Regions from separate parts of the Mus musculus genome. Here region 2 is linked to region 1. Evidence: chromatin loops called from intact Hi-C (ENCODE). Cell type or tissue: heart. All regions are shown on one strand. Links, peaks and the distances in the headings refer to the core of each region. The heading gives the core; the rest is flanking DNA. Region 1 overlaps Arsb (arylsulfatase B). Region 2 overlaps Arsb (arylsulfatase B).

The links. Peaks named below come from ENCODE experiments on the same cell type or tissue, not always from the same donor. Only the 100,000 strongest peaks of a DNase experiment are listed, where the experiment ranks them.
Region 2: it touches region 1 in a loop (2.0-fold over the local background); 3 of 42 quality-filtered maps call a loop at or near these places.

The regions. Positions count from the first base shown.
Region 1 is chr13:93,934,252-93,945,038 of GRCm38, forward strand. Arsb (arylsulfatase B) reads left to right here. Exons shown (of 8, transcript NM_009712.3): 7 at 4,976-5,098; 8 at 6,215-8,765. The coding sequence ends at 6,480. Among named protein-coding and RNA genes, the nearest start is that of Lhfpl2, 120 kb to the right of the region's middle. In heart, for the core only: a CTCF peak has its summit at 5,111; DNase peaks (open chromatin) are centred at 5,260 and 6,810; H3K27ac peaks cover 1,099 bases.
Region 2 is chr13:93,850,867-93,861,653 of GRCm38, forward strand. The region is part of intron 4 of Arsb (arylsulfatase B); the gene reads left to right. Among named protein-coding and RNA genes, the nearest start is that of Mir5624, 65 kb to the left of the region's middle. In heart, for the core only: CTCF peaks have their summits at 4,886 and 5,085; DNase peaks (open chromatin) are centred at 1,765 and 5,165; H3K4me3 peaks cover 532 bases; H3K27ac peaks cover 895 bases.

The DNA of each region.
Region 1 (10,787 bases), core at 1,404-9,403:
TAACAAAGATATAAAGCTGAGTATATTAGCTTGGTGGTAGAATATGTATTAGGTTAAAAAACATGTGTTAGGTAAATAGCCAGGCATGGTAACATATGCCTTTAATCCAAGCACTCAGGGAGTCAGAATTGGGTAGATTTCTGAGTTTAAGGCCAGCTTGGTCTACATAGCAAGCTCCTGGCTAGCTGGGGATGTATACACAATGAGATCCTGTCTCAAAAAAGTAAAATTATAAAATCAGTTCCTTGACTGTACCAGCCACATTTCATATGCTCCACAGCCACACGTGGCTGGTGCCTGAAGCACAGCCCAGCACAGACACAGCCCACTGCCAGCATCGTGGAGAGGCCCCCTGGATACTGGAGCTTTAAGGACAGACTCAGCCCTTGGGGCAGTTGGCAAGGGTATCACAACAGATGAGTGCAGAGAAGACAGCCTTTTGCACTGAATGATGTTTAAATAGTTAAAATCCATATCTGAAAGAAGAAGAAGAAGAAGGAGAAGGAGAAGGAGAAGGAGAAGGAGAAGGAGAAGGAGAAGAAGAAGAAGAAGAAGAAGAAGAAGAAGAAGAAGAAGAAGAAGAAGAAGAAGAAAAGGAAGACTCTTGATTCCTACCCTTCTTCATAGACAGAAATCACCTCTTCGTGGGTTTCAAAATCCAACGTAAGATAAAGGTGTTGGCTTTTCACCAGTGGACTGTCTCCAGTGATGGCAGTGGAGGAAGCAGCCAAACCAGGCTGGTTCCCGTTGCTACATATGATTTAATTAATCATGTAACAGTTTTGTGGGCATGACTTATCAGACTAAACATTTTTGAATTAAAAGGAGCCAGAAGTAAAGGTAAAATACTGCATACTCTCTGTTCACAGAGAGTTCAAAAGCAGGCAGAGGGCGTCTTTGCTGTCCAGAGATAAGTCACAGGTCCCTTGGAGAGAGGAGGGAGTGTCTGGAAGCCCAGCCACGGGTCCGACACCCTGGTGATGCTCAACCTCCTCTCTGTCAGGCTGTGCATCTGTGATCTGCACTATTTTCCCTACAGGGCTGTAGAAGGGTGTGTATAAGAACTCCTTTCTTTAGCACTGAAAAAATGGTTCTTGTTGAATAAATTCTTCACAAAGATGAAGTTCTTTCAAGAATTTTTAGGTGGTACAGGACTCAGAGGAATGGGGATCATCTGATAGGAGAGCCAATTGCTGTGTTGGAAAAGCATGGACCTTCAAGTGGTCAGTTCTAGACACAGACCCCAGAGAAGCTCCATTCCTTGTGTAAGAAGTTGGCAGTAGTACTCACGTGGGGTAATCAATACCAGACACAAAATGAAGTGGGCTGAGAACATCAACAGAGAAACAGATTAACATGCTGAGGTATGTTGTATAGTGAATTTAAACAGTGAAGAGGCATACGTGCACTTATATAATTACAAAACTCTAGAGAGGGAATGATAGTTATAGCATGTGTATAATAACACATGTGTGTAAAGTATGACACAGGGCTGTGCATATTCCTCAACACACGCACATGGGCCTGCACTTTGAAATGTCTGAGGATGCCTAGAAGCTATAGGAACAACAGCATGTGGAACAGACAACTGATGGCAACAACAGACAACAAAGGAGACTTCAACTTGATCTTGTTGTCCAGTTTCTTTTGTTAAAAAAGCAGTGTGGGGCTGGGGGTGGCTCCTTGGGTAAAGGGCGCCTGCCGCCAAGCCAGACAACCTCAGTTCAAGCCCCTGGATCCACATGATGGAGGGAGAGAAATAACTCAAGCTGTTCACTGATCTCCACATGCCACGGTGACACATGCACGCCTGTGCACACATATGCACATACACAAGCACACACATACACCCACACGCACACAAACAAATTTGTGTAAAATAAATAAAATGTAAGAGCAGTTTTTTGAAGGAAATGTGGCCAACTATTAACATCTGTTCACATGGTGACCGTTCTAGGGAGTTAGTATCCTTTGACATGCTCTCTGTGTTCAGTCACTCAAAAGCAGAGAAATAAAGTTGAGATAATAGTATCATTCATCATTTAGTCTAGACGTGTCGTTTAGGTATTCTCTGCTCCTGTTTGTTTTCAGAAAAACATGTATATAAATGTAAGTAGTGCAGCAATAGCAGCTCCCTCCCTTCTGTTTATGTTCACCAAGTCATGCTTGTTTTATTTAATACCCAAAATGTTTGATATTGAAATGTGCCCTTTATACAAACTCGTGAGGGAGATTCACGGTTTTATCCAAGCCTGTGCGCCAGCCATGAACCCCCTTCCTGTGATGCACATCTCCACCTGTCTCCATCACTAGAAGCATCCGTTTGTGTTACAGCCAAAATATTTGCAAGCAAAGAAGCAAGAAATTAGCCAGGTTTTCCTTGTGGGTGCCTATTAAGACTGAAACCGCTGATGTGTGCTGGATCGGTGCCCAGACTTGGAAAGACTGGCAAGGGATAGGACTTTCACCTTTTCCATGGCCTGCAGAACCTGTGCCAAACCCTGCATCAAATCCAGGGAGCCCTGAAGCTCTGTAGAGCATGGCACAACATACCAAGTTTTGTTGTCCTTTGACTGGCCTGGTCTTGAACTCCCATCTGCCTTTCACCTCCTCGGTGGAGTGTGGACTTCCTTGTTTTGGTCTGTGCTCTGGCAGGTGCTGGGGTCTTGACTGTCTTAGGCAAGGGCTCTGCAGCTAAGCTCTGCCCCCAGCCCTGTTTTACTTCATTGTCTTTGAGTCTGCACTTTTACAGGCATAACCACACAGCCTGGCATGCACTTACTAACCTGTCTACTTGTTCAGTAAAACAAGGGGACCTTCTGAAGTATTCCCAGGACAACTGCCTTGACTACATTTGAAAAGTTAAGAAAGAAATGTGAACTTAAAACAGACTAAATAGTATTCAGTGAGGTCCAAAAGTTGAAGCTTATAGATATGTAAATATGTACTCATGGTCATGAGTACACCCATCCCTTGTCATCACGGGTCAGCAATGTCCTCAGCTAAAGGGACCTGTACAGATGAGAGAAGAAGTTAGCCAGAAAGAACAGACTGAGTGTGCTCAGCTGAAACCCTTTCCTGGGTCTAAGTGAGAGCCAGCGTGTGTCCCAGATTCTTGCACGCGCTCAACTGGCCAGGAAGAACGACGCTGCAACAGGATCCTTCTGCACACATTTATTGGGAGAGCATTGATTGCATAGGCGAAAGAAGAACAATGAACAAGGAAAATGATGCTGCTTATATACCCCTCCATGTGATGTGTCAGCTCCTGATTAGCTGCTCACTCATTACCCCACTACTACGCCCCGGGATGGGCAGTGACTTGGCACGAATTTACTCTTGCACCTGCACACATTACTTGTTTACCAGTTAGGCACAGCGGAGGCTCATGATGGCAATTGCTCACGGCTCCCCACACCAGATGTTTGCAGTCTGATCCTCACCGTGTGCTGTAAGGGAGCCCTGAGATTGTCCAGTTACTATAGCTAAGTGAAAGCCAAGGGCCAGCCACTCGCACAGCTCTTTCTACTGTGAGCCAAAGCCACATTCTCTAGAGGCAGTTTCATCACTAGAGAGGTGATAATTAAGCTCAGTCTATCTGGCTCTGGCTCTGGCTCTTTTTTTTTTTAAGATTTATTAATTGTGTTTATATGAGTATATGAATACACTGTCACTGTCTTCAGACACACCAGAAGAGGACATTGGATCTCATTACAGATGGTTGCGAGCCACCATGTGGTTGCTGGGAATTGAACTCAGGACCTCTGTAAAAACAGTCAGTGCTCTTAACTGCTGAGCCATCTCTCCAGCCCTGGCTCTGGCTCTTAATGGGTTCTAAACTTGAGAGGAGGATGAATATTAATAACTGCCCCCTCAGAAACTTGATCAACTGCTATAAGACCTTAAAATGATAAATTAATATAATCCATGTGTCTTAGTTAGGCTTTCCCTTGCTGTGAAGAGACACCCCAACCAAGGCAACTGTATAAAGGAAAGCATTTCGTTGAGGCTGGCTTACAGGTTCAGAGGTTCAGTCCTTTATCATGGCAGGGAGCTTGGCAGTGTGCAGTCAGGCATGGTGTAGGAGGAGCTGAGAGTTCTACATCTTGATCCAAAAGCAGCAGGAGACTGTCTTCCTGGGCAGCCAGGAAGAGGCTCCCTAATTCCACTCTGGGGAAAGCTTGGGCATTAGGAGACGTTAAAGCCCACCCCACAGTGACACACTTCCTCCAACAAGGTCACACCTCCTGATAGTGGCAAGCATTCAAATGCTTAAGTCTCCGGAGCCCAAACCCATTCAAACCACCACTACTTTATATGCTCAAACAGTTTCTATACCCATAGTTATTCTGTTGAATAGTTAAAAACACTGCTCACTAATTTTTACATTTCATGAATGGTTTAAAAAGAAATGCATCTGTAGTTTTTTTGTACTATGCTTAACCTCTCCTAGCTTGTCAGAGACTTCAAAAAATGTGCATTTTATAATTTTATATACTATCTGCAAAGGTACAACCATTCGCAGAAAATGTATTTCACTTACACATTTAAGAGGAAAAAGAACACACATATTCTTGCACACTCATGCACACACACACACGTGCGTGCTCATGCACACACACCCATACCACACACTCATGCTTGTGCACACAACCGCTGCCCAGCTCCGTTCCTGTAGTAGACACTGCTATGCACATGGCTCTGCATGTTGGCGGGAGGCAATGATTTTAAGGATGGATTAGCCTTCTAATCTCCTTGGGATTTCCTTTATATTTGTGGTGGTTTATGACTGACATCTAATGTAACTATACTTTGTGTTTGTATTTAATAAAAGATTCGTTTCTGTGGCAGGACACACATTTGTACTCTGGTGTTGAACAAAGGCTACTGTTCTGCAAGAAGGGTATAAAATGTTGATTTATAATGACACAGGCCAATAACAGCAATCTAATTCTTCCAAACTATTTCTTCCCAGGTCCTGGCAAGAACATGACTCCAGCAAAGGACGATTCTTTTCCGTTAGAACATTCTGCCTTTAACACGTCTATCCATGCTGGGATCAGATACAAAAATTGGAAACTCCTCACGGGCCACCCAGGTAGAATGCTTCGCTCCCTTCCTGTGGCCACCAGAGTAGGGCAGTGTCCTCAGCCTGTCCTCTGGGCCTTCATTCCCTGGACTGTGTCCATAGAAAGGGAAGTCCTTATCACTGGCTACACCCTCCTCCTCCTCCTTGCCTAGCCGGCTCCTCAAGGCTCCCTGCCAACCCCTCAGTTTGCTCAGACATCTGAAATGTCAACTAGTCCTTCAGATCTTTTACAGTCCCTGCAGATCTTAAGGAAGCAGCTATCTGCTTGTGGTTTCATGGCCTTCTTTTAAGCCTCTGTCTGGTCCATATTACACAACTTCTGTTGTCTGCCTAAGTAGACTTCCCACCAAACAGAACAGTGAGAGAACGCTCACCAAAATGAGAGCTGACTCACTTTTTTTTTGTAATATATCTCTGAAGCTGCAGGGTGGGGGAGTGGCTTCCGCTGCTCATTCTGACCGTCCTCCGAGTTGATATTTGTTGTTGTTGATGATGATGATGATGTCATCTGTAGTGGGGTTAAGAGGAGAAAATCCCACTTGGGTGCTTCATAAACATATATGGATTTTTAGACATGTGTGACTGTCAAACATAGCACACCCAGCCAGCTGTAGATCTTCACCAATTCTCTGGCTGGGGAGAGTCTGCTTCCCCTCCCCCTTCCTTAGAAAGGGACAGCTTCACTGTTTTGTAAATATGGGATATTTCCACAGGCTCTGATGCAGTGTAGCAATGCTTAGTTCGTGAGTGTTCTTGGTGTTTACAATGACAGTTCATTGTTTGGGACTGTCCCATGCATTGCGAGAGATCTTAGAATTACTGTGCTGTTGCTTGATAGCAGGAGTACCCTCATTGCCCCAGCCATCGTGACAACTAACACCCCCATCCTGCTTCCACCCCACATATAGTTTTTAATGTCCCTTGTAACGCTATAGGATCCGTATCATCATGGCATGGAAATCGTATTCTGAACTCGACATCAGAAGGCACAGGTTTTTTGTTTGTTTCTTGATGTACGACCATACCCACAAAGCCAAGGAAGCCTTGTACCCAGATTCCTGAAATTAGAACCCACCAACAGTGCCCCCCACACACACACACACTAAAGTTTAATTTCTTTACCAGGCTGTGGTTACTGGTTCCCGCCTCCGTCTCAGTCCAACGTCTCTGAGATACCTCCAGTGGACCCACCAACCAAGACTCTCTGGCTTTTTGATATCAATCAGGACCCTGAAGAAAGACACGACGTGTCCCGAGAGCACCCCCACATCGTCCAGAACCTTCTTTCCCGCCTGCAGTACTACCATGAACATTCTGTGCCTTCTCACTTCCCACCCTTGGACCCCCGCTGCGATCCCAAGAGCACTGGTGTGTGGAGCCCCTGGATGTAGGGCTCTGGGGAGTAAGGGGGGCTGGAGCCCATTTCTGGGCAGGCTAGACCTCAGGCCCCTACTCCCCTGGCTTCTCTTCTTTATCATCCCCCACCCTGTCACCTGGCCCTCATGCTACATAACCCACCAAAGGAGTCCAATTTCAACCCACAGTACATTCTAAAAGCCAGTAAAATCTGGAAGGATCTTGCTGTTGGCTGGAGTTAGTGTCTGGGGCCAGGGTGGCCGGGTTCATCCTGCTTCCTAAACTACAGACGCTGGGAACTTGACATAGGAAGTTATCCCTGAGTCCTGGAGGCCAGGACAGCTGGCTCTTTTTGCTTCACAAGTCAGCTGTTAGAACTCCCTCTGCTAATAACCAGCTTTATTGGCAAGACACATTTCTTGTAACAAAGGCAGGGAGCAGATGTTGCTAGTGGTTCTGTTGGCTGTGAGTGCTCCCTGTCTGTGAGCTCTTACTCGGGCTTTCCGCACCCATGACCCTAACCCTAACCCTAACCCTAACCCTAACCCTAACCCTAACCCTAACCCTAGCCCTAGCCCTAGCCCTAGCCCTAGCCCTAACCCATCCGCTCACTCATCTTCCTGTGGAGCGCACAGCCCATTGCAGTAAGCCAGCATGGAGACATGCCTGTGCCGTGGTTTTGGTTTCCATGATAACTAAATGTGTTTTTATCTCCACCCCCACCCCCACCCACTATTGCTCATTCTGTCTAGACTTCTGCTACCCAGCTTGTGTGGCTCTGTTCCTGTCATGCCTTTGGACTTCACTGTCCTGTGCCTGAGGTCTCTCTCCCCTCTGCTTCACCCATTCTGAGCTTTAGGATAGTCCTAAGCCCTGCCCAGAGGAGGTGGACTGGTCATTCTGTGTCCATGCTAATGGGAGTTGTGGGTCTGTGGCATCTGCTAAGGAGGATTATTCACAGTTGCATGGAATCTGTCAAGATTGTGGCTATATCTCCCACTATGCCATGGTCTATGCTGTTTTCTCAAGCAGTGGCAAGAAAGGCCAGGATAGCACTTCTTCGCCCTGAGCAGTCTCAGAAAGGAAGTGGCCATGGAATGTTGGCCTCAGTAAGGCAGAGGAGACACCATCCATGTCCCTTTCATTCTCTGTTTCACTGCCCTGTTCTGGGGCTCTGGATTCTGGGCTTGGAGAATGAGGATACACTATTTGACTGTCAGCCCTTTCTCAGACCCTCATACATCTTACCGATGTGAGTCCACCAGATTCGCAGCAGGGTGTGTCAAACCCAGTGGTACTTCTCATTAACACCTCTGTCTCATTCACAGTTTATCACCAACATCAGCAACCATGTCTGCGACATAATAGATAGCCAGTACTTTTTAAAAATGAATTAATAAACAAAGTAAACGAGAAAGAGTTACCTGGCATTTACTAGTCCAGTGAGCTGACTGTAAGGGCAGAATAAATATCCTCCAGCCCTTCCGATTCTGTCCTCAAGCTGTCCCCTCCCACCTCTGCGCTAGCGGGAGAATGATCTGGGCAGTCAATGAATGGCAGGTCTGTGATGGCCTCTGCAGGTAGACAAAAGAGAATTCTGCTTCCCGGGAAGTCTCCTTTGCCAGCAATCTCCATTTCCATTCTTCACTGCACACTAGGAATTAAAACCACCAAATAATATGATATGCACAGTCATCTTCAGTTCAGTAGCAGCATCTCCTGGTCATTAATATTCTGTATTTTATTATGGTAAGAGTATTATAAGAAAATGGTACTATGGCTAATGACATCTTTTACCAACCTTTACCCAACTTGGCTGACATATAGCCTGCCATTAGGACACTTTTTACTCCAAAGACTGTGACAGAGTCTGAGTGACATGAGTCTGAATACTCCTCCTGTGTCCTCCTGTAGCTATAGGTGGACTGACGGTCCCTACTTCATAACACCTACCTGATCGTTCCTTAGTGTTCTCAGAACAGCTGTCCTCAGTTCCAGCTGTGACTGTAGGCAGTGTTTGGAATATTAGCATAACTAATGGATTTAAGAAGACTTTCAGAAAGTGATTCTTAAAAATAACTGGAGGTTTTGTCTGATAAAACAAATAGAATGGAATATGTCTCAGATTATATCTCATTGGATTTTCATGTTTGATACAAAAGTAAAAGCTTGATAACCTATTTTTAGAGATATTAATGTTAGTTCTTTCCAATTTTGTTTAACCTTGAAGATTTTATTTAACTTGTGAACTTACTCCTTTGTTATGCCATGATTGTTCCAGATTTGAGGAACAAAATAAAATAAAATCTTTCTAAAACTATGTCAGCCTTGGACATGGGGTCTCTCCTTGTGATGGTTGAAAGTTCAGGAGCTTGGAGCAGTGGTAGTTGAATGTCACAAATGTCCCCAAGGTGCTGGTATGCTTTAAGGCAAGGAAAAAGATAAGACTTGTATAATAGAAGCACTGCCATGGTTTTTTTTTAACTTGCCAGTTTTTTGTTTTTGTTTTTGTTTTTTTGCAAAAAACAAACACTGCTTTTAATCACATTCAAGGGTGAGCAGTTAGGTAAGAAAAGCTGAATGAGATGCAGGCTTCACACTCCACCGAATCAGTGAGACTAAGAAGTTGCCAGTTTTATATTATGTGGATTATATCTCAACACATATCTTACACAAATACAGTAAAAATATAAGAGTTTTTGTAATATGTCAGGGCCATTGAGGTTGCTCAAAGGATAGACAGCTTACCCCGCAAGATGGACACCTGACCTCATAGAAGGGTGGAGAGAGAGGACTGACTCCAGAGGTGTGCCCTCCAACATCTGTGCCATGTCATAAACACCCACTTCATACACACATCCACAATGAGAGACATGCACGTGCATGAATGTGCATATGGGTGCCAGAGAAGCCAAAAGATGTGAGGTCCCCTTCAACTGGAGTTAACGGACAGCTGGGAGCCTTCTGCCTTAGGTGGAAAAGCTGAACCTGCGTTCTCTGGAAGATTGGGCAGTGCTCTTAACAGCCGCACCATCTCCCTACATCCATTTTATGTCTTCTTTACAGGATTCATTAAAGGATCAGCTCAAATATCCATCAACACATAAGTGGGTAATAAAACATGGTATATACAAAGCAGAGTGTCTCCCAGTCACAAAAAGAAATGGAGTTTTCATACATTCTATAATTTGTATTAACTTTTATCTTAGTTAGGGGTTCATTACTGTGAAGAGCCACCATGACCATGGCAACTCTTCTAAAGGAAAACATTTCATTGGGGCTGGCTTACAGGATCAGAGGTTCATCCGTTATCCTCACGGCAGGAAACATGGCAGCGTGCAGGCAGACATGGGGCTGGCGAAAGAGCTGAGAGCTCTACAACTTGATCCACAGGGAGCAGAAGGAGACTGTGTGTCACACTAGGTGTAGCTTTGAGACCTCAAAGCCTGCCTCCACAGTGACACACCTCCTCCAACAAGACCACACCTCCTAATAGTGACACTCCCTATGACCCACGCATTCAAACAGATGAGTCTATGGGGGCCGTTCCTATTTAACCCACCACAACTTTGAAAACATTATGAGAAGTGGAAGACATTGAGCATGAAGGACAAATACTGCGTAATCCCAGTGGCGTGAATTATTAAGAACAGGAAAATACAGGGCCAATGAGTAAGCAAAGGTGCTTGCTGCTGAGGCTGGTGACCTAAGTTCAGGCCTCAGGAACTCCATTGTGGAAGGAGAAAGCTGACCCCACAACTGGTCCTCTGCCCTCCCTGTGCCACTGAAGGGACTCTGGGCAGCTTGGGTGTGATGAGCATGGCTCTGGCAAGCCTTGCCCTTCTCTCCCCATTCCCTCTGCCTTGCTAAACCGTTAGGTTACATTCCTAAGGCTAGCCCCCAAGGCTATTCCCTTATTTGGCTACTTCCTCCTCCTGAAGCTGACTACCAAGGTCCAGCTATCAAAATACTGAAATTCAGCAATCAAAAGCCCCTTTTGACTCACCTAATTAAGATGTCAATTAAAATTAAACACCTCATCTTAACATGGGGTTCCCCTTTCACCTTTATAAGCCACCATTTTCCTATGGGCCATGTTTGTCTCCTCTCTATCCTGAGGCAGTCCTTGGTCCCACTCCAGGACAGATATTCCTCCCCTTGTCCCTTGTACCTTCTCCTTTTCTCTCTCTCTCTCTCTCTCTCTCTCTCTCTCTCTCTCTCTCTCTCTCTCTCTCCTATCTTTCTCTTATTCTCTGCCCTTTGTCCCCCTGGGGCAAATAAACCTCCTTTGGCCTGAGAACTTGGTCTTGGGGGGTTCTTAGCCAATATTGGTCTCTTCAGC
Region 2 (10,787 bases), core at 1,029-9,028, 84 kb before region 1:
CTGGTTCATGGCCGTTCACATGCCTCTACTTCCTGCCTTGTTAACCTACTCTGCCTTTGCTGGGCACAGAGTCCAGCCCAATTCTCACCTCTTTTTTTTTTTTTTTTTTTTTTCTCCAGTCATCCTCATTAAAGTGGCTCTTGTGCTTGCTTGGGATTTCCTGCATCACCAAAGCTCACCATCACTCCTGCTGTGCTGGCCCAAGGGCTGCCTCTGGCCACATGAAAGTCTAGTATTCTGGGGACTCAGAGAGTTTTCTTTTCCTTTGGCCTTGGAGCAAGAGTCATCTGCACATCTAAAGACAATCTTTTTCTTGCACTCAGCATCTCAAATTTTTAACCAGACTGCTTCATGTTTGGGCTTATGGAGTTTTTTTTGTCTACCATTGAGTGTTTCCTCCTCTGTTCTTCGGACAGAAGTGCTGGCCAGTTCTTATAATGTTTGTCTGCCTGTCCTGATGCTGGACACCAACCACCAGTGGGATCCTTTAGCATCTGGCAAAGCTTCAGAGAAGGGCTCCGGGGAAATGGAACTGCCCGGGAAGTGGAACTGCCGGGCCCCTTAGTTCAGGTCTCACTGACTTTTCTAAGTCTCTAAAGAGAGTCAGGAAGATGCTGATATTAAGAGTGCTAGTTAACAGCAACTCTGCAGGTTTTGACACATGTAACTAATATTGCATATTTGGAAATACAAAAGCAAAATAGCCAATGCTTACCTAAACGGAATATTCTAGCTTTCTCTGATTTAGCAATCTCCGAGACTCACTGGCCTCTGCATTTTCCCTACCACATATGTAGTAATACATCTATTATTTTGAACCACAAGTCTCTTTTCCTGTCTGTTCATAGGATTTTCAGTTACTTGCTGCTGTCCTGAGCTTGCCAAACCTTCGAGTGCTTCTGCAGTAATTAGCTTATTGTTTCTCAGTTTGGTATTACTGAAAGACTAAGCTGCAGACTCGTGGAGAATTACCTGACCGTCAAGAATGGTTTTTAGGTTTGGGAGAGGAGTTAAATGATTGGTCAGTAAACACTAACACTCCCGAGGGGCCCCCAGATGTAGTTTGCCTGCAAGTTTGTAAAAAGGATAAAAAAAATTTTTTTTAAATAAAGAATTTAAAGTTGAGCATTTTCTGTAAGAGCAAACTATAAGAAAGACAGAAGATTTTACAGGTTTTATTTTTGTTTTTGTTTTTTCTAGAATACATACTTGGTCCTTCTGCTTAGTATAATAGCCACTCGGTCCTTCTGAACTGCTTCTCAGAGGACCTGGAGAACAAAGATTAAGCGTAGCATTGTTATTAAGCGTAGCATCGTTATGCTTTCGGAGAGCAGGCCGCATGCCTCCCTTTGTGCTGATCTTACAGCTTCATCTGAGGAGCTCCCAAACCTGTGCACACCCAAGCTTTAAATTACGAAAAAGTTATCTGCGCCCAGAGTGTTGTAAATTAGAACACTTTTCCGGTTCCCAGTCCCCTCATGACTTTCAGAGAGCAAGTGTTTTCAGTCTTTCAACAGACTTTTGTATCTTTTTGCCCTTAGTACATTTCAAAGAAGAGATAAGAATCTCAGCGGTCTCTCAGTATTCCAAGCAATAGACATCCCTGCCGTCAGAATGAGGAAGTTGCTCTATTTCCGCACTTACAATCCTTCTTGTGAATCCCACAGCCCTGGTTTGGCCTTTCCTCAAATCCATCTTTCTTTATCTCAGCTCTCTGGTGGCCGAGTCAGTTATTTGGTGAATGGCTGCCAAATCACTCACCTTCCCAGCATCCTCTTGGAGCCGCTCAGCAGGATCCTCCCTCGCTGGTTGCTGTCAGGATGGAGGCTGAGGCGGGTGTCCAGGGAGGCCAGCGTCTCTGGCACTTATCTTCCTTGAGTAAAGAAACCACCACAAACCCCTAGAGAGCCTCAGATGAACATCTGGATAAATATTCAGTTTCTGATGCTTCATTTGAATCTCGGGCCGTCCTTACTAAATCACACTGAACTTCATTTAAACCCATGCAAATAGAAAAAGTTCCTGAGTTTTCCCCAATAACAACAAAACCCACCATAATTCAGTCCACTCTTCCGCTTTCAAAAACTTGCTCTCAGTGTAGCATGTGATCTAGCAGGGCTCTAAGCATGGTGCCTGGGAATATAGCTCCAACATCCGGGTTTACCCGGGCCTTAATGCCTGGGTAGTGCTTCCGTGTCAGACATCATGTTAAGGTGGGTTTTGTTATCTTTGCTTTCCAGGCTCAGGGATAAAATATCCTGCCCAGATTCACAGCCCTTGCCTTGAAAGTGTTTCAGTGAAATTAACGAAGTGGAAGTGAAAACAGGTGATCACAGTCACAAAATGGCTAGGTAGATCTTGTTCACACCTAGCCATCATTCTGCTCCTGATTTCTTATGAATCTAAGTCAGAGGAGGGCTGAGGACAGGGTTCAGTGACAGAGCACTTGCCTCACATGTAGGAGACAATCAGTTACACACACACACACACACACACACACACACACACACACACACACACACACCACATACAAAAAAAGGAAAAGGAAGAAAGATAGATAATTAGTCTTTGACTAAAAAGGTCTTGATATTATGTCAAGAACCCATATAATTGAAAAAGGCCCTTGTTCTGCCTGCTCCTTGTGTCTGAGCTGTCTGCTTTGTAATGGCCATGTGACTGCCCTTCTGGTTTCAGGTTTTGTTTTGTTTTGTTTTGTTTTTTAAGATTTATTTGGGGGCTGTCAGAGCCATGAAGCTGGGGTTACAGGCAGTTGTGAGCTGCCTTACAAGGATCCCGAAAACCAAACCTGGGTCCCCTGCAGAAGTAGCGAGTACTGTTGATCACCCAGCCATCTCTCCAACAGTCTGATTTCATCTCTTTTGACAGGTCAGGTTACTGCTTACAAAGGAAGAAGGGATCTTGTCTCTTTGTCTTACTTATACCATGAGAGGAGGAATTTGTATGTCTCATACACAGGCTGCCATGTTCTAATCTAGGGGGGCTCTGCCACATGGCAGAACTGAAAATGGGTTTGCTAAGCTGCAATCTGGAGAGCCTCTTCCAGACCAGGGTTTTCCAAAGTGCTCTTCTGCAGCCCCCGTGACGCTCGGCATGACTGAGCAGGTACCCAGGGGACAAGCTATTCTTGTATTTGCAGGTTTGATACTTGCTCAAACCCTCACTGGGGCCCGATACCTCACTTGATAGTCATCTGTCTATTAGAGTAGCATCCTCTTTCTGTAAGGTCAAGGTCAGGCAATGGCTGGGCAGGGCCTTAGAGAGCCGTGTAGTGTCCAGCGTCAATTCTCAGAGTCTTCACTCGCTATTTGGAGTTGGTGGCCTTTTCTTCATGTATTTGTTCTTTTTCTGTGAGCAGGTCCTCTGTGAGGTCTTGCAAACACAAACAATAAACTTCCTTCTTAGCCCTGAGGAAAGAGGCATAAGGAGGAAAAAGCCACAAAGAGCCAATAAAGAAGATGGAGAAAAGGGTGTGGCCTGGAGAGGTTTGGGGTACTAAGTGCCAGGTTCACAAGAGGTCTGACGTTTAGGCCTTAAGGTTTGAGTCCAGCGGACATGAAGGAGGATGTGCTTATGTGAGGAAACCGGTTTATGCGAGTTAGCCTGAAAGGTCATGGTGTATTCTAACAGTGGGAGAGCTTAGTTGTGCGTGACCGAAGCGTAAGCACTCATAGGCTTGGGTGCCCACAGAGCAGGCTGAGGCCATGCGTGTAAAGGATTCTTTCTGTCAGCAGGGTTGAAGTCTCAGCTTTCCTGTGATGGGCAGTCAACTGGGCCTTTAAACATACATGAGTTTGGATCTTTAAAAAACCACCCCTGGTGGCAACTGGATGAAACCTGCTTAGCCCAGGAGCCCAGGAGGGGGACAAGCTTACCCCAGGCAGGTGGCAAGTCCACGTCCAGCCCAGGCAGAGGTGCTTGAACGTGGCCAGACAAATGTGCATTTGAGCATCCGGCTTGATGGCTACGTTCTCAGACTATCTTAGTGCAAGGATATTGAATTTCCCTAGACCTTTAGATAACACTAAGACACAGATTAATTCTCTATTTTGCATTTAGTAATGTAGAAAATGAATCCAAAAGAGTCGGCTATCAACCAGCAGGTACAGCTCTGGGACAAAGAGCCTCCCCACCCCACCTCCCTTTGCAGAACGGTGTTTCTCTACATTTACCCACCACACCCCCAAGGTTGCCCCTTGTAGAGAAGCCTGGTGAGAGGGTGAAGAAGGACACTTTGCTTTTTGGATCAGCGGGAGGAGGAGGTCTTGGGGAAGCCTGGGCTACACAGCAAAGCCACTGGACTGTCTGGGGGAGGGAGGTCCTGAGAATCAATGTTGTCATGGCTCCATTTTAATTTTTATCAGCTGGATACAGATGAGGTGTCAGTTTCATAGACTTGATGTTTTTGCTCAGATTTTTGGCTAACTGATGCTTTTCCATGGTTTCTGACAGTTATTTTTATTTGATAATGAATAATAAAGTGAGATTTGCAGTCTACATCTGACAGCATTTGTTTTATTTTGACAGTTCTTTTCTAGACAGCAAAGGTTTTATAATTAGGTTTTGTGTCTGCCAAAATGTTGCTGAAAGGAAAAAAAAAAAAAAGAACATTTCTCTGGAAAAAAAAGTTTCATAGTTTCCAGCCTGCAAAGCTGGAACCATCTTATTTTGATTTGGAAGCTTTTGCAAAAGTCAGTCAGGAAATTAAACCAAATTTTCTTTTGAAAATGAATTCTTATCAGGAGAAAATTAACCCTGGCTATGTAGAGATTTAGGAGGGAGAATTAGAAGGGGTATGCTTGAAGTATGGTATTTCAATAGTCCTTGTAAAAATCTTCATCTGGATGGATATAGGAAACTCCCTTTTCTACTGTTTTATGAGAGCACATGCATTCTTGCAGTGTAGAGGTGCCACCCCCAGGGGGCGCTGAAGCCTACACCACTCCACCACCCCCACCCCCACCACCCCACCCCCCCCCCCCCAGCACATATGGAAGAATCAGGTGGAAATCATAGGTGTGGCAATTGACAATACTTTCTGCTTAAAGCACTCTTGAAAAGCTGACAGAGGAAGCCATGTTGCTGACCGGAGCTAGGGAGGCTTATCATTGCTAATGGCAGAAACAGCGTGGCGCGATAATCACAGAAACAGTCCTACTACTCACTGCCTTGGCCCCTGGCCGACTGGTGCGAGTTCCTGCAGTAGCGGCAGTGGCCGGATTCGATTTACAATGTTTTCCTCTCTGACTCACTCCTTCAGACTACTTACGATCAGATAGATCAGATCCCAGACACAGCCGCCCTTGTCCCCACCACCTCTGATCTCCACCGCTACCACCATCCAGTACTTTCCATTGAGCACAAGTATGTGGGACCGATAACCACATAGTAACTAGTATTTCAAAGAACGGTGTCTGCTTAAAAAAGAGACAACAGCCTCGTCTGTGGTACTGTGGCACTTCTGTTTACAGCGTGTAGACAGCTGAGCAAAACAGGATCTGTGCTGCCCCAGCCATTCGTGGCACCAGGTTATAAGTATTCCCTTCTTGATCATTTTTTAAAAATAGTTTATTTCTTGAGCTTATAGTATAAGTACATCATTTCTCCCCTCCCTTTCCTCACTCCAAACTCTTCCTTATACCCCTCCTCGCTCTCGCAAATTCATGGCCTCCTTTTTCATTATGTTTTATGCATATATGTATATACATATATACTCTTAAATATATAAATACACTTCCAGTCTGTATAGTGTTGTTTGTATGTATGTTTTGGGGGATGATCACTTAGGGTTTGATAGCCAGCTGGGGTCCTCTTCACTGAAGAAGTCTATTTCTCCCACTCTCAGTACTCCTCGGCTTCGAGTGTATTGTTGAGCACATGTGGGGCTCCTTCTTTGAAGTGTTGATGTATTGGCTATAGAGTCTGACACTCTGAGTATTGAAGGTGATTTGGAATGTGTGTTTTATAAACTTGCATGAGTGATTGAACCTTGAGTTTGGGGTTGGGAGAAAATGCAATACGGGATGCATAGAGGTGGGTAAGGGGTTCAGTGCCCTGACAGCTTTTATAGAGGCCTGGGGCTTGGTTTCAGGAATTCACATAGCACCTGACTACTGCTTATAACTCCAGCTCCCAGAGACCCAGTGCTACCTTCTGACCTCTGCAGGCACCTGCACACATGTGCACATGAACTCACAGAAGAACACACACATAAATATTGAAAGAAATCAATGGAGTTTAAAGAAAAAGTCATATACACCTTTGATATCAAATTATGAGATCCATTGTCACCAGGCACATGCAGAAGAGATCTTACCTTCATCTAGCCTAACCTAAGACCCCTCTACACTCTTCTCTGTGAAGCAAAGAAAGGAGCATGTGTCAGAGACTGCATGAGAAGCCTCTGTGATAATGGATCCTAAACATCTTTTATAATAGCAATAAAAGAGGCCCCTGGAAGTGACTCTCCTCCCTCTGTCTCATGGGAGGAGTGCATTAGCTCTGCTAGGCTGATGATGTTGCTTATACCTTGCTTAGGGAAATGAAGCTCTTTTAAAAGCCCACACTACACTAGGAATGTCAGGCCCTGGCACTATAAGGCAGAGACTGGAGCTCAGAAGTCCTCACTAGATGCCTAGCTTTTCCATTCTCAGCTACTTCCTCCTCCTTCTCCTCCTCCTCCTCTATCCTCTTCTTCCTCCTCTTCTTCTTCCTCCTCTTCTTCCTCTTCCTCCTCCTCTTCTTCCTCTTCCTCCTCCTCTTCTTCATCCTCTTCTTCCTCTTCCTCCTCCTCCTCTTCTTATTCCTCCTCTTCCTTCTCCTCTTCTTCCTCCCCCTCTTCCTCCTCTTCTTCCTCCTCCTCTTCTTCCTCTTCCTCCTCCTCTTCTTATTCTTCCTCTTCCTCCTCCTCTTCTTCCTCCTCCTCTTCCTCCTTCTCCTCCTCTTTCTCCTCTTCCTCCTCTTCTCCATTTCACAAGATCATTATAATCTAGACTTTTGGAAATAGCTGTGGATATGATAATAGTCACAACTATTTATTGAACACTCAGGAATTAGGAGCCTTGGCAAAAATAATCCTAAATGGTATAATGCTGTGGGAAATAAAATAAAAAATAAAGAACTCAGCAAGCTCCTGCTCTTGTTCCGGGCACCTCTCTACCTTGATGGTCTGGCTGGCCATGCACTGGTGGGCAATGGCTGACCTGTTTTTACCTCTGACTCAGAGCTCCAAAATCTTTCCATCCAGCTCTCTAGGTTCCCATAGATGGGTGGTTACCACACCAGCCCCATGCTTCAAAGCCCTGTGACCTTTGTTGCACCTCAGGCAAACCCACACTTTGCCACTGTCCCTTTCTCTCTTGAACCCAGATGAGCCTCTGCATGAAGGAAAATGGAACACAATCGCTGGGTGCAACAACTAAAATCCTAACTTGTAAGCCTTATTAAATTTAAATCAGGTGGCAAATCCCAATGGATCCACCTTTGAAACTGGGAGACACTCATAATTACATCTTGTCCTCATGCTATCCCTGTCCAAAGAGGACCTAACTCTCTCCTGCTTCCTCTTTTCCTCTGTCCAACCTAGAAGTCCCTCCTATTTGCCCAGTGACTGGCTCCTGTATTTATTAGATGATTGGTTCATAAGAACAGCACCAGTCATATCCACAAAAGTATAATTTTATTCTAACCTTAAAACAGGAGGAAGAAATTATAGTCTTCACAAGGAAGATGGAGAAACTGAGGTAGCATGCTGTCCCTGGTCACCCAGTAGTGAGTAGCTGCCCTTAGCTGTCAGTTATGTCTCTGTCTAATCTTAGGCTTTGGAATCTTGTGAAATCCAAGTGGTACCTGATGTTGAGTTAGTACTTAAACGTTTTGAGTTATTGTTTTCCATAGACACCCTGTGCTGTATTATAGAGTCCTCTGTATTCAATGCTTAGGGCTCTGTTTCAGTCCACTATGTCCACCATGGTCTGAAAAATAGTAAGTGGAAACTTACAAAATAAATAGCTTCCAAATTTTTGTTTTTGTTTTTGTTTTTTTTCAAGACAGGGTTTCTCTGTATAGCCCTGGCTGTCCTGGAACTCACTTTGTAGACCAGGCTGGCCTCGAACTCAGAAATCCGCCTGCCTCTGCCTCCCAAGTGCTGGGATTAAAGGCGTGTGCCACCACGCCCGGCAGCTTCCAAGTTTTAAACTGCACTTCCTTCTGCATGGAAACTTGTAGTGCAATGCAGTCTTCTGTCCCACTGGTATGTGGAATGTTCCTTCATGCACATATAGTGTGGTAACCAGGTACACAAGAGCAACCACAGGCACAAAGCTTTGAGATTGGGTCTTTCTGTATCATCTAGGCTGCTCTCAAATGCCTGGACTGAGAAACATCTTCCTTCCTCAGCTAGGACAACAGCCTTTGCCACTGAACACTTTTAAAATAACTTTTACAACAGTATACTATAATTGTTCTATTTCATTGTTATTGTTGTTGATAGTGACTGTGCCTAACTTAGAAACCATACTTTATGCGGCAGGAGAAATGGGTCAGCAGTTAAGAACACTGGCTGCTCTTCCAGAGAAACTGGGTTCAGTTCCCAGTCCCCACATGGTGGCTCACAGGCATGCACATGTTGCACAGACATACATGCAGATGAAACACCCATACATATAAAAATAAAAAATAAAAATTAAAGGAAAATAAATTGGACTTTATTATAGGTGTATGTATAGGAAAAAAACAGAGTGTGGTTCCCCGGGTTTCAGGTATCCACAGGATGTCTTAGCATCCCCAAGGACAAGAGAGTTCTGTGTGGAATGTTCTATGGAGCAAGTTAGTCCTACTACCCTCTTATGATTCACTTGAACAATGGTGGTTTTGAAAAGTAATGCTTAAGTATAATATGCATGCACATAAAATTTTTGCATATATTTGCATATCTAAGTATTTGTATGAAGTTACCTTAGCACCTGGGTACTTTGGAAAGAAATATGATTCTACAAATTTGGAACACAAGAAATACCACTGCTTCTTCTCTATAGTCCAAACTCAGTGCTTAGTCCTGAGCCCTCACCTGGCTCATAAGAGAAGTGAAGCCCTTCCCTGCCTTCCCTGGTGTGCTGTGAATAAAGTTTCATCTCGCCAACCTGCAGAGAAGGAAGGGACTGGGCCCACTTCTCCTCCCAGCTGCCCTGTTTGTAGGCTTTGAAGAAGCCGTTGCCTTTCCCAATTAAGAAAGGGCTCTGGTTACTAGAGAATGGGTTGATAATTCAGACACCAGTTTCAGTGCTAGAAGTTTTCTTCCAGGGCTCTGTCTCTGTCTCTGTCTCTGTCTCTGTCTCTGTCTCTGTCTCTGTCTCTCTCTCTCTCTCTCTCTGTGTGTGTGTGTGTGTGTGTGTGTGTGTGTGTGTGTGTGTGTGTGTGTGTAGCTCTGGCTATCCTGGAACTCACTGTGTAGACTAGGCTGATCTAGATCTCAAAGATCCACCTGTGTCTGTCTTCAGAGTGCTGGGATTCAAGGCATGTGTCACCATGCTCAGTGCTCCAAGACAAATCTTAAAAGGTCTGCTGTCCTCTTCTGAAGGAGCATTGGGTCACCAAGTGAGGCGCCCCTGAGTTTTCTCCTGAGCTGTGAACCCCAGTTCTCATCTCCTGCAGCATGCATTGTTTTCCAGTGCAGGCACACTCATCCATTACTTTGCCCAAGCTTATTCACGCTGGAACTCATAGAGGATTAAAGGTCTTTTATCAGTTACATGTCGTGTTGGAGCCTGGTTATCTCTGGCACTGGAGCACAGTATCCAGTGGGAGAGGAGTAGAGAGCTAGAGGCAGGGGAGATTTTCATCATCTTCTTCGAGAACCATTTAACAAGAGTTTCGTGGAAACCTATCCTTGAATGCACTCTAAAAGGTAAAACAGCTGGAAAGTATACCATGCCTCACTTTTTAGAGTCTGGACACTCTTAGGCAAAGTCCTTGAAACCCTGACTACCATTTGAAAAGATGGGGAGGCAAGACAGGGTCATGAATAATCAAGGAGTTAACATCCAGAAAGATACTTCAGCCTTTAAGATTGCTGGGGGAGGGGCATGCTGGAGAGATGGCTCAAATGTTGAAAGTCTTGAATGCTCCTCCTGAGGACCTGGGTTCCATTCCCAGCACCCACATGGCAGCTCAGTTCTGAGGAGTCTAACACCCTCACACAGACATACAGGCAAAACGCCAATGCACATAAAATAAAAATGAATAAATTATCACTTTAAAAAAAGAGCTTGTACTGCTCTTGCTGAAGACCTAGTTACCTTTACACAAAAGGTAACTAGGCTGTGGCTCACAACCCCCTGCAACCCCAGGTCTGGAACTTCTAACCTCCACAGGTGCCTACATTCAGATGTCCATACACACATACAGACACTCACTCACATATAGTTCAAGATGTTTTTAAGAGAGCAGTAGCATTGTCATCCTCCACCCCCACCCCATCCCCAGTAACAGACAGAGCCTCAGAGATAAGGAGTTTCTATGAAAGCAGAGAGCATTGCGATGGAATTGTGGTTTTTTTGGTAGCCATGAGCAATTTTAAAGAGGTTGGCACATGGGGTACTTTTTGAATGAAAATTGAGGAAGCTTGCTGAGTTATTTTGAAGCAATAACCCTTGACCTAAAAGATGAGAAGCAGGAACAGCACTAGGCCAAGATTGACAGTTATTGGATAGACGTCCTGGCAGGATTATTCTTGAATAAGGTAACATGCCCTCTTCCACCCCTGCCCCCTC